3 separate regions of the Homo sapiens genome follow, and all the other regions are linked to region 3. Evidence: chromatin contacts called from ENCODE Hi-C or POLR2A ChIA-PET data. All regions are on one chromosome and are shown on one strand. Each heading gives the region's core, a stretch centred on a gene start or an enhancer-like site at or near the end of the contact. The rest is flanking DNA. Distances are from core to core; before and after follow the strand shown.

Region 1 (3,878 bases), core at 1,092-3,591, 61 kb after region 3:
TTTGAGAAGGAATCTCGCTCTGTCACTCAGGCTGGAGTGCAGTGGCGCAATCTCGGCTCACTGCAACCTCTGCCTCCCCGGTTCAAGCGATTCTTCTGCTTCAGCCTCCTGAGTAGCTGGGATTACAGGTGTGTGCCACCAGGCCTGGCTAATTTTTGTATTTTTAGTAGAGACGGGGGTTTCACCATATTGGTCAGGCTGGTCGAACTCCTGACCTCAGGTGATCCACCCGCCTCAGCCTCCCAAAGTGCTGAGATTACAGGTGTGAGCCACCACACCCGGCCTTAAAATGGCTTATTTAAAAGAAGGAATTTATTGGCTTACATCACTGAAAAGGTGATTGATTTAGATATGGCTGTATCTGGGTGCTCATATGATATGGTTAATCTCTCACTCTCCTTCTCTTTCTTTCCTATGGATGACTGTTCCTCACTGATGACAGGATGGTAGAGTGCAGCCCCAAGTCTGTATGCTACCACTTATTCCAGCAGTCCCTAATCTTTTTGGCACCAGTGACTGGTTTTGTGGAAGACAATTTTTCCATGGACCTGGGAGTGGGGGATGGTTTCTGGATGATTCAAGTGCATTACATTTATTGTGGACTTTATTTCTATTATTACATTATAATATATAATGAAATAACAATACAATTCACCATAATGTAGAATCAGTGGGACCCCTGAGCTTGTTTTCCTGCAACCAGATGGGACCATCTGGGAGTGATGGGAGACAGTGACAGATCATCAGGCTTTAGATTCTCAGGAGCTGGCAACCTAGATCCCTTGCATGTGCAGTTCACAATAGGGTTTATTCTCCTATGAGAATCTAATGCCACAGCTGATCTGACAGGAGGCGGAGCTCAGGTGGTAATGTGAGCAATGGGGAGCAGTGTCCTGCTGTGTGGCCCAGTTCCTAGCAGGCCACGGACCAGTACCAGTATGTGGCCTGGGGGTTGGGAACCCCTGAGTTATTCAGTTCCACTAGAAAGCAAGAATGGCTTTATTCTAATAATTTCAGCAAAAGTTCCCGGCTATCATGAGATCAACTTGGTTCATATGCCTGTTCCTGAAACTTACCACTATAGACTGAATAGGCTGATGGCAGTCACATGTTTACTGCTGGAAATAGGAAGGACTGCATGTGATGTGAAGTGTACAAAGCCCCAGCTGACAAGGCAGTGCAACCCTGGCTATTTTCTGGGCAAGGCTGGTGCTCTGGTGCTGGACTTCATTTGCCTGAAGGAAGCAGTGCATTTTTCTAACTTGTGTGAAGACATTGTATGGACTAGCTGTGGCCCTGGAGCCATGTATGTGGATGGGGTCGGCCTCACTGAACCACTGAGACTGTGAGTGGGAGAGGGATAGTCCTCTGAATGAAAATTAGGTTCACCTTCTATAAGGGAGAATGGATGCGCAAGCAGAACTATTGGATATACATTACAGAAAGTAATGCCATTACTGTAATTCTGAATCTTGCCTTGTAGAGCAACTCGACTCTTTAAGTCTACTCAACTCAGCTCAACGCAATCCAACAATTATTTTTTATAGGCCAAAGTGTGTGTGTGTGTGTGTTTGCACACACACCTGTGTGCTGGGTAGGGAGGTGTTACCAAAAGAAAAGACCTACCTTCAAAAAGCATAAAGTATTCTGATTTTAAGCCACGCCAACTATGAAAGTTTTTCTTAAATTCGACTCTGTTATACCAAATAAATTAAAAATTATGCAAAATTAAAGATGGTAGCATGTTTCTTTAGTTGCTTTTTAGCAAAATAATCTGTGTATTTCAGTGAATTACACAACTATTAGATGTTCAAATACGATTATATTCTGGTTAACTTACAAAATTAGGAGTTGAAAAATTATTTACTTCATTATATTTGTTATAGATATATCAGTCCTTATTTCCTAACAGTCTGAAATAGCAGCCAAATATAGCTCCTGTAGAAGGTCATCTTAGGTTTTCAGGTGACTTTTAATTACCACGTAGCTTTAAACTACTACTAGTAACTCATCGTTTAAAAAAATTAAATTAGCCTTTTATTTCTGTAAAGAAAACTCACCTTTACTCTCCCTTTACTGTCCTGTAGGAATTTTAACAGGACATGCATTAACTTTAGACCTTAGGGAAAGCACAAAATAAACAGCAAACTGATAATATTATCTCGCCAAAGTAAAACAAGGGATGGAGGCGTGGGGAGAGACGGCGGGCGGTAACTAAGTGCCAAACGGGATTTGTTTTTACTTAAACGTTTACAGAGCATCCGCGAGAACTTCCTTCTAAGCTAAATATGTCATCTAGCACCTGAAAAAATTTAAGTCTGGTTCTTTCTGGATAAAAGAAAGCGCACAGGATTTAAGTGAGTAAATACTTAAGTGAGTAAATTCTTAGAAAAAACAAAACCTAACCGCCACAATTGGACTTTGGAACTTTTTTCCCCCCTTAGCAGCAGGCTGAAATTTTCAGTTCCTCGGTCACTGATCAGGGAATTCTGCGCTTCAGGCTGTGTACACCCGCAAGTCTGGAAGGGTGATGATGATGATGTGATGATGAGTTAGGGCAATTATAACTACGGCAAAAAAAAAAAAAAAAAAAAAAGAGTTCGCAGGGACGCAGCGCTGCCGCCGCCGCCGCCGAGGCCGCGACCACGGCCCGAGCCGGCCACCGCGCGTCAAAGGAGCCATTCAAGGCCCGGCGAGGCCCGGGGGTTGAGAAGTTAAGGAGCGGGAGGTGGTGCGCCGGGGCCGCGGCCGCGCCATTTGCATTTCAATGCGACCCGCTTGTTGACTCAGTGCCCGGCGCTTCCGCAGCTCCCACCAGAATCTGCCTTTGTTGGTTTTAGCTCCGGTCAAGTCCACTTCTTGCATCGGGGGAGCCGCGCGCATTGAGTTTGTGTAGTCAGGCAGAACGCTCGACAGGAAGGAAGGAGGAAGGGGCGCTCTGCGCGGCCATTGTCTGGGCAACCGGGCTTAAGCAGCCGAGTGACTATTTAATCTATAAGGTGCACTTGAATCCCTCGCAAATCCTCTCAGTGTGGAGCGGAGGCACCCAGACAGGGACAGATGGTGCAGAACCCCTTTGTTTAAGAATATGGAAATACGCTTTTTCCTTTACTTAAGGTGGTCCGCTCTTTTAACTGTTGCTATTCCCCCTTGCTGCATTGTCAAGGAGAGGGCATGAGAGACTCATGGGTCTGGTCAGCCCTGCCGAAGCGCCTCCGTATTAAGAAAAAGTAATTGCTGGAAGGGAGTCGCCTCTTTTGGTGAGCCATGAGTACAGTGGAGACCCCACGTACCCTTTTGGTGCCCTTTGCACTTAGGCAGAGAGTAGCCGAAAGAAGTGTGTTCAGAATTCTTGCAAGATTGTTTTTCATGGGCTCCCTCTCTTTCCTTTTTTCACATTAAACATCAAGTTCGGAGGTCTCGGGTTGCTTCCCGTGCAACTACGGGAAAAGGGAGACGTCTTGTCCTCAGGGGGCCCTGCTGCTTCGCATTGACCTCTTGGGCTTGTAAGCAGAGAGGTTGATGGGCAGGATGGCCACTGCAGCTGGGCCGCACCTGTGCTTCTGTGTCCACAGCTGTAATTTAGAGTGTGTTCAACATCAGGCTGGGGAAAGGTACACATAGGTTTGGGGTATTGTAGAAAAGTGGAAGACTGCCCATAGAGCCCTGGAGCATGGTGACATTTCACAAGATAGCTTTTCTGATCTTCCTAACGACATGGAGGACTCCACTTGCAGCGGGACTGGGGATACACTAGGACCATCAGATCCCACCCCCAGTCAGTCTGAAATGAATTCAACCAACCGTCCACACATATAAGTCTCAGTTTTTGTTTAAAACATGCAGTCAGGCGAGGCGCAGTGGCTCACGCCTGTAAT
Region 2 (4,138 bases), core at 1,099-3,598, 35 kb after region 3:
CTTGTAGATGGCTATGTCTCTTCTATGCATCTTCCCATGGTCTTTCCTCTATGCCTGTGTCCTAATCTCCTCTTCTTATAAGGACACCACTGATATTGGATTAGGGCCCACCCCAATCACCTCATTTTAACTTAATTACCTTTCAAAGGCCCTATCTCCAAGTAGGGCCACATTCTGATGTACTGGGAGCTGGGACTTCAACATACACATTTTTGGGGACCCATTTCAGCACACAACTATTATAGACAATGCTTCAGTGACATCCCTGTAAAGGTCTCCTTGTGCAAATAAGGGAAAGTTCCCTGGAGAATCCAGCTAAGTATGGAATTGTCAGGTCATATAACACAATACTATTAAGTGAATGATGATGTTGATAATTACACAGTGAAAGTTTGAAGAAATAGCAATAGTAGTAGCTAGCACTTTTAAAGTGATGATAACTGATAGAGTTTGGATATCTCTTCCAAATCTCATGTTGAGATGTAATCCTCAGTGTTGAAGGTGGGGCCTGGTGGGAGGTGTTTAGATCATGGGAGCAGATCCCTCATGAATGGTCTGGACATCTCCTTGGTGATAAGTGAGCTCTAGCTCTCACAGCTGGTCATTTAAAGGTATGTTGCACCTGCTCCCACTCTTTCTTGCTCCTGCTTTCGCCATGTGATGTGCCTGCTCCCCCTTTGCCATCTGCCATGATTGGAAGCTTCCTGATGCCCCTGAAAGAAACATGCCACTCTGCTTCCTGTACAGCCTGCAGAACCATGAGTCAATTAAACCTGTTTTCTCATATATTACCCAGTCTCAGGTATTTCTTTATAGCAATGCAAGAACAGCCTAATACAATAACTGTATATTATATAAAATTATATTTAAAGTCTATAACTTTTTTTGAGGTAGGTGTTGCCATTATTCTATTTTACCAATAAGAAAACTGAGGCTCAAGGAAGTTAAGTCATCTTTCCCAGGGCCCCGAGAAACCAGTGATGAAGCTGAGATTATAGCCTAGAACTGTTGGATTCCAAAGCTCATGTTTTTATACACTATAGCAGCTTCTATAGTAGCTTTATTTGGAGAATGCATGCATGCGTGTGTGCACGCACACACACATACACACACTCCCTATTTTTATAAAATGCTGCCCTAGGGCACAATTAGCCACTAGTTGGAAAACTCATTCATCCAGCTGCACTAGATACTAGATGTGGCTGGAAGATGAATGACAACAGTATGTGAGTACAGCCTAGGAAAAAAGAAGGTCCAAATTCCCAGAAAAACAACTCCCAGAAAGGCAGCATCTGTACTGACTTACAAAAATAGAAAAGTGGGGAAACCTTGTGGTTTAGAAGCAGAGACATTACATCCTGTGACGTGAAGAAGTGGTGGCTGACGTCCTTGTGAACAATGGCCACAGATGCCAGGCCACAGAGAGAACACTGCATGAGGGAAAAACCGTGTGTCACCAGCTGTGAGACGTGCACAGGAAGGAAGCATGGGGCCAACAACAGCCCGGCCTCTGAGGCTGCTGTGAGGAGTAAAGGATTTGATCAATGCAGGATGCATAAAGTGGCGTCTGCACATAGGGAGCGCTCGGTACAGGTTGTTATTACTGTTGGTATTCTCTTCATGTGGACCATTCTCTCAGACACACAAGACAGAAACAGTAGCCTTTTTGAAGGAGGAGGTAAGGATTAGATTAACAAGCCCTCCATTTATGGTGGAGGTGCCTGCTCCATTAATCCAATCAACTCAACCTTTAAATAACACTTGTGCAAATATATCCTGGATGACACTTGTGAGGGAAATGTGGTAATCTTTCTGGACTTTTACAACACAAAAAATTGGAATGCGTTTTATCACACCAAAGCAAGCTGGAAAGGGTAATTTGGATTTCACTTGTGGCATGCTCCATAGTCATTTTCTGTAAACGAAGATCCAATTTTTAGGGTGGGGGCAAATATACAAGGTCCAATGATTTGAAAAGATGTTTTATTATTTTTTTCTCCATGCCTTCCATCTTTTCAGCCCAATGGGAATTTCTTCCCTTGAACAGTTCTAAAGAATCACAGCATTAGAGATAGGAATTATTAGGTTATTTAAGCTATCTTTCTGCTGATGAGGAGCTATTCCTGTAGTACAATTTATAATGCTTTTCTGAGTGTGGCTTTGAACAATGTGACTTTTATCAGATGAACCGTGGTGGAGATGGAGCCCTCTGTTTGTGTTTAGAACAGGTCTAGCCTAGGGAGGAACGAGGAAGACCTCTCAAAGGCTCACCTCCGCACAGCAGGCCTGATCGGCTGGCTGGAACTCAGAAGGGCAAAAGGGGAGTGAGGCTCCACTTTGATGTGGTTCGCTTGCAGCCCCGTTGCTGTACTGTGGTGTGCATATGTTGGGGGCAGGGCAAGGGTAATAAATACCAGGGACACTTTTGCAATGCGTGCCTGTCAGCTGAGTGCTGGACAAACATTTTTACCACTGGCTATTTCCCTGAGGCTTCTGACAGTTTGTGCAACTTGTGTAAGACATTCCTGAAAGAGAGGAGCATTTGTTCAACTTATATAACTTCTTTTTACATCATAAGACTAAAGCAGTCCTTCCGGGCTCATGTCCTGTTGAATGTGATCCAACTGAAACTTCTTTCCTCTGCATACTCAGAAACCTGACTACCTGTGTAAATTCCTCCTGATAGCATAGCTTTCTGTTTGCCCTCAGTCCTTCTCTGGCCCTCTCAGACACCCAGGTTCATAATGACATTCCTTCTTCCTCTTGTAATTCTATTGAATTGTTAACAAAAAAAAAAAAAAAAGGAGTAATAGCTGTGATCGATTTCTACAATGTGTTCTTAAATTGTGTGTGTGTGTGTGTAAAATGTGTATATTTTTGCACTTGATCTTAGCCAAAAGGCTGAGAAATGACCAAAGGTCTGTATTTTTGAATTACTATATAGGAGCATAGGAACTGCTGTGTGATTCTGGAATTGTAACAGAGGAGTAGCTAATGGAGTTTTGAGGGATATTATGATGTGCATATAGCTGGGGAAACTGGGTGCTCAGGAGTATGAACCTTCATTCACTCACTTCCTGCTCCCAGTAGGAGATTAAGAAGGCATGTGCAACTTCTTATATTTGGTATAGCTTTTGTTTCCTGCCAATCTTTTTTTTTCTTTTTGACAAAAATGCTGATTGGTTTTGCCTTGATTTATTTGTATTTAGAGGTTTTCAAAATGAGTTGGTTTAAGGCATTACGATTGAATACAAGTTAATCGATAATCACGATTGTACACCAGTTCTTCCTAATACATTTTATCCTGTGGCCCTGTAAAATTTCCAATCGACCAAAGCAAGCTTGGTTGGTAAGGGAATGACTTACACAGGATCTTTTTCATTTAGGGGTTTGCAACTTACAGTGCACCTTCACATAGGTCTTCTCATTTGACTTGCGCAATAGCCCATGAGTAAACAGCACAAGTGTTATTAGATTCAGCTGACAGAAGAGGCCACCACAAGGGCTCAGAGAGGTGAAGGGGTTTGGTCTAAGTCACAGCTAGTAAGTGGCATAGCAAGTCTACTTTCCTGCAAAAAGCATTTATTGCTTAATCATGCTAGTGTCTATTATTGTGGTTGGTTTTTGTGTTTGTTTGTTTTGCTTTCGGGGACAGGGTCTTGCTCTGTTGCCCAGGCTGGAATGCAGTGGTACAAATATGGCTCATTGCAGTCTTGATCTCCCCAGCTTAAGCAATCCACCTGCCTCAGCCTCCCAAGTAGTTGGGACTAAAGGCGTGTGCCACCACGCCCAGCTAATTTATTTTTTATTTTTTAATTATTTTATTATTTATTTATTTATTTATTTATTTTTGAGATGGTGTCTTGCTCTTGTTGCCCAGGCTGGAGTACAATGGCTCAATCTCTGCTCACTGCAACCTCTGCCTCCCAGGTTTAAGTGATTCTCTTGCCTCAGTCTTTGAAGTAGCTGGGATTACAGGCGCCTGCCACCACGCCTGGCTAATTTTTTGTATTTTTAGTAGAGACGGGGTTTCGCCATGTTGGCCAGGCTGGTCTCAAACTCCTGACCTCAGGTGATCCACCCGCCTCAGCCTCCCAAAGTGCTGGGATTACAGGCGTGAGCCACTGTGCCCAGCCCA
Region 3 (3,883 bases), core at 270-2,769:
TTGGCCTCCCAAAGTGCTGGGATTACAGGCGTGAGCCACCACGCTTGGCTACCCTTCTCTTAAATTCTGTTTGAAATTCATCTCACCATTAAAGTCTTCTCAAAGTAACCCAGCCTAATCTAAGAACATTTTATTCCAGTATCCCTTAAGCATGAAGGAACAATTAGTATTGGACTGATGTATATATTCTTTTGCATGTTTTCCAAGTGGGTTTATCCTACCCACTTTTAGATTATAAACACCTTGAGAAAATGGTTAGGTACCTTTCTGTGGCAGTCCCATTATACCTAATGTCCAGTGACCAATATGTAGTAGACAGTAATAAAAGTTATTGACATTTATAATGTCATTTTATTATTTTTCTGTCATAATATTTTCTCATGCTTATGTGGATGTCAAAAAGCAAGTTCTAGTTTCCTTATCTCCATTTCTGCTTCCTACTTACATGAAATTTCCTCTGTAGAACAGTTTGTGAATGTGTTCTATTGGGACAAAGGTTTGGTTGTCCTCAGAGAAATAGACATTTAAATGCTCTATTTCCTTCCTAGCAGTGCTGCTGGGTTGGTCAGCAGATATTTATTCCAAATTCCAATTTTCAGACACAGCCATTTAAAAAAAAGATGCTTATATTGAAAAACATGAATATCAAACAGTGGCCCACCCTGAACAGTCCCAGATCTGCTGGTCTGTTAGCCATGCTGCACTTCTCTTCCTCCACCCCCTCAAAAAAGAGAAACAAGTCTGAAGATGATCAGGCTTCCTGTTCTGTAGATTTTGAATTACTGTAATCAGGATCTCATGTCTGCAGCCACACAGCCAGCGGTGATCTCTCAGCCTGGGCACTTTCTATTTCAGTTGGTAATTACTCAGTAGTAAAAAAAAAAAAAAAAAAAAAAAAAAAAAAATTAAAAATCACAGATAGGAGAATTGAGGACATAGTCTACTTGGTGCTGACTCTTTTGTGGGTGGGGAGGGTGGGGAAAATAGGGTACACTATCTGTAATTCTAGTTTTCCCCAGACCAAAGCAACTAGGCTGAATATAATAGGCCCTTTAATTTCCTCGCACCCATTCAAAGGTGCTTCAATAAGAACAAGTGAAAAGACTCTGGAAGCCAGAAGATTGGTGATGGGGGAAGGGAGTGGTGCAGCAGAAGTAGCTCCTGGGAGGACGGAAGATGTTAGCACAGCAGTATCACCAAAACGGAATTTTATATTCTTTAAAAACTGTGTGTGCATGTGTTTTAAGTTAAGGTTAACTTCAAATAATAATTAAACACCAGTTGCTGGATCGTCTACTTAGTGCTTATCAAGAGAGTTTATTTACTGATCTGCTGAGACCAAAAGCAGCAGTTCCTCTGGTTAACATTTGCTAAGACAAATCCTTCCATTTGGGAAAGATTTCTTCCCTCCTTCCCTCTCTCCCTGATTTTTCTAGGTCTGGGAAAGCTGGTTTTATATTATGCAAAAGTGTGAATCGCACAGCCCAGAGTCACTGTCCCCTTTAAAGGGGGCTTTCTCTCTTGTCTTAAAAAACAGACCTCAGAAGGAGCCAGATGGTTCCCGTCTGCTGCCTTGAGTCAATGCACTTCCTCCCACAGACTGGAGCCCTTTTGCCCTCCTTCCTCCCCAGCTCCTCCCCACATTCTACCCCCCACCACTGGGCCTCCCTGTTTTGTCGCTAGAAATAATCTTTTATTGCCCAGTTGTTCGGAAGTGACCTTTTGCCCTTGATTAGATAGCACCAGGCTCCATCACCGGATTGCTTTTGAGCGGGCAGTTGCTTTTTTGTGTGGGCTGATCCGGTGTCAGGGAGAACAATGCAAGGCTTTGCAAAATTTTAGTATAGCTCAGGCCTCATGTGGAACAGGTGGGGGCGGGGAGACGCGGGGTTGAATAAAGCAGCCCAGTGGATCCTGGTTGCAAAAATACATTTTCTTTAGTAAACTGAAAAACAAATGGCATTTTAAAAAATTCACTTGTACATATTTAACTCATTCCTTAATAACCATGTATTTCAGAGGAATAGAAGATTACTCCAGGGTTTCAGTATATATTATTTAAGCATACAAATATTATTACAATTAAACTGACTTGAATATAACCTTACATTAGAATATTAATCAAATGGACTATTGAGTTTCTCACAGCAATTTTCCAGGTCTCAATTATTTTAAGTAACAAATATAATAATAAAACATATAACAAAGAATGAGTTTAATTATTGAAAGCTAACTCATTTTTTATTTTAAAAATTAGGGAAAAATATTCATGACTTTACATGCTTCCTAGGTAAAACGGTATTTGTGACTTTGTATCTTTCATAATAGTCCTTAAATTCTTTGGATTTAAAATTCTCAGGAATATCTGCCAGAACTAGTAGAGTGGGTGAGTTTGAAATTTTTGTTTTAACACCTTCAGTTTCACCCAGGAGATGAATATTCTGCTATACAGGCATAGCAGCATTTTGGGATTCTTTTAAAAGTTTATTAACATTAACATCTAAAATTTTGGTCAGGTACGATGGCTCACACCTGTCATTTCAACACTTTGGGAGGCCAAGGTGGGAGGATGGCTTGAGCCCAGGAGTTTGAGACCGGCCTGGGTAACCCTGTCTCTACAAAAAATAAAAAATTAGCTGGGCATGGTGGCACATGCCTGTAGTCTCAGCTACTCAGGAGGCTGAGGCAGAAGGATTGCTTGAGCCTGGGAGGTTGAGGCTGCAGTGAGCAGTGTTTGCACCACTGCACTCCAGCCTAGACAACAAAATGAGACCCAGTCTCAAAATAAAATAAAATAAAAATTTGCTGAGGCAGGAGAATCGCTTGAACATGGGAGGCAGAGGTTGCAGTGAGATCGCGCCACTGCACTCCAGCCTGGGTGACAGAGAGTGAGACTCTGTCTCAAAAAAATAAAAATAAAAATAAAAATTTGAAGTTTCTTAGTTCTCCATGTGAGGGGGAAAATGCCTACAGACCACGCAACCCTAAATTTTTGTTGTAGGTAATACTTAATGCTAATGTCCACACTGTTTCTTAACTCTTGGCCTGCCAATTGTGGTGGCTTAAAATGAATTCTACCTTTCTGCTTTATTTCAGAAGTTCTGGTCCGTGTTTTGTTTCATAGGTTTGCAGTGTTGGGATGTAACAGAGAGTTGGTGATTACTCAGTAGTAAAAAAAAAAAAAAAAATTTAAAAATCACAGGTAGGAGAATTGAGGACATAGTCTACTTGGTACTGACTCTTTTGTGGGTGGGGAGGGTGGGGAAAATCACAATTGTTTTTCAGTGTCACACAGGGGGGCTATATTTGCTACACAATGTGGAAAATATGTACATTAGCCTATACACAAAGGAAGTTAAAGATATAAATTGCAGAGTGAGTATTACCAGCTCCATTTTAGAGATGAAGCAGCAGGAACTCACCATCATGTAAATGTTCTAGATGTACCCAAACCAAGTCCAAGGTTCCCAATGGCCTTGTTTCAATGCTTAAGAATGGTTGTTTTCATAAATATTATGCATGTGTGTATATCACAAAGAAAAATGATTGGTGTGCTCTACCTTTTCAATTTTAATTTGTGCTTTACTAGTTAACTATATTTCTCTCAAAAAATCAGCATGAAACATGCCAAATTTTCTAAAAATACTTTTGAGAATACAGTGATAGGCCAGGCACAGTGGCTCATGCCTGCAATGCCAGCACTTTGGGAGGCGAAGGCGAGTGGATCACCTGAGGTCGGGAGTTCGAGACCAGCCTGGCCAAGCAACATGGTGAAACCCCGTCTGTACTAAAAATACAAAAATTAGCCAGGTGTGGTGGTGGGCACCTGTAATCCCAGCTACTCGGGAGGCTGAGGCAGGAGAATAACTTGAACCTGGGAGGT

What was found. A loop is a pair of places that touch in the nucleus more often than their neighbours do. ChIA-PET counts read pairs that join two places held with the same protein, here RNA polymerase II (POLR2A). Pooled maps may share reads with other maps.
Region 1: a map of endothelial cell of umbilical vein shows a loop between it and region 3 (6-fold over the local background). The contact joins two enhancer-like sites. A Hi-C loop is called at or near these places in 4 of 168 maps with a recorded cell type or tissue (B cell, Caco-2, OCI-LY7 and 1 more), 5 of 37 single-sample maps with no recorded cell type and 10 of 50 pooled maps. POLR2A ChIA-PET finds 5 or more read pairs at or near these places in 10 of 52 experiments (A673, Caco-2, H1 and 5 more).
Region 2: a loop to region 3 is called in a map of HepG2, with 7 times the contacts of the local background. The contact joins two enhancer-like sites. A Hi-C loop is called at or near these places in 7 of 168 maps with a recorded cell type or tissue (CD14-positive monocyte, Caco-2, HepG2 and 4 more), 2 of 37 single-sample maps with no recorded cell type and 11 of 50 pooled maps. POLR2A ChIA-PET finds 5 or more read pairs at or near these places in 9 of 52 experiments (B cell, Caco-2, GM12878 and 5 more).

What each region holds. Positions count from the first base shown.
Region 1 is chr4:123,503,025-123,506,902 of GRCh38, forward strand. No RefSeq gene overlaps it. Among named protein-coding and RNA genes, the nearest start is that of TRC-GCA2-1, 4.0 kb to the right of the region's middle. RefSeq lists an enhancer at 2,517-3,364. Within about 2 kb of position 2,342, at least 29 of the 41 ENCODE cell types and tissues checked have a DNase peak (open chromatin) inside an H3K27ac peak, as active enhancers do; they include OCI-LY7 and endothelial cell of umbilical vein, where a contact is called at or near this core.
Region 2 is chr4:123,476,608-123,480,745 of GRCh38, forward strand. No RefSeq gene overlaps it. Among named protein-coding and RNA genes, the nearest start is that of TRC-GCA2-1, 30 kb to the right of the region's middle. Within about 2 kb of position 2,349, at least 11 of the 41 ENCODE cell types and tissues checked have a DNase peak (open chromatin) inside an H3K27ac peak, as active enhancers do; they include OCI-LY7, where a contact is called at or near this core.
Region 3 is chr4:123,442,817-123,446,699 of GRCh38, forward strand. No RefSeq gene overlaps it. Among named protein-coding and RNA genes, the nearest start is that of SPRY1, 48 kb to the left of the region's middle. Within about 2 kb of position 1,520, at least 17 of the 41 ENCODE cell types and tissues checked have a DNase peak (open chromatin) inside an H3K27ac peak, as active enhancers do; they include OCI-LY7 and endothelial cell of umbilical vein, where a contact is called at or near this core.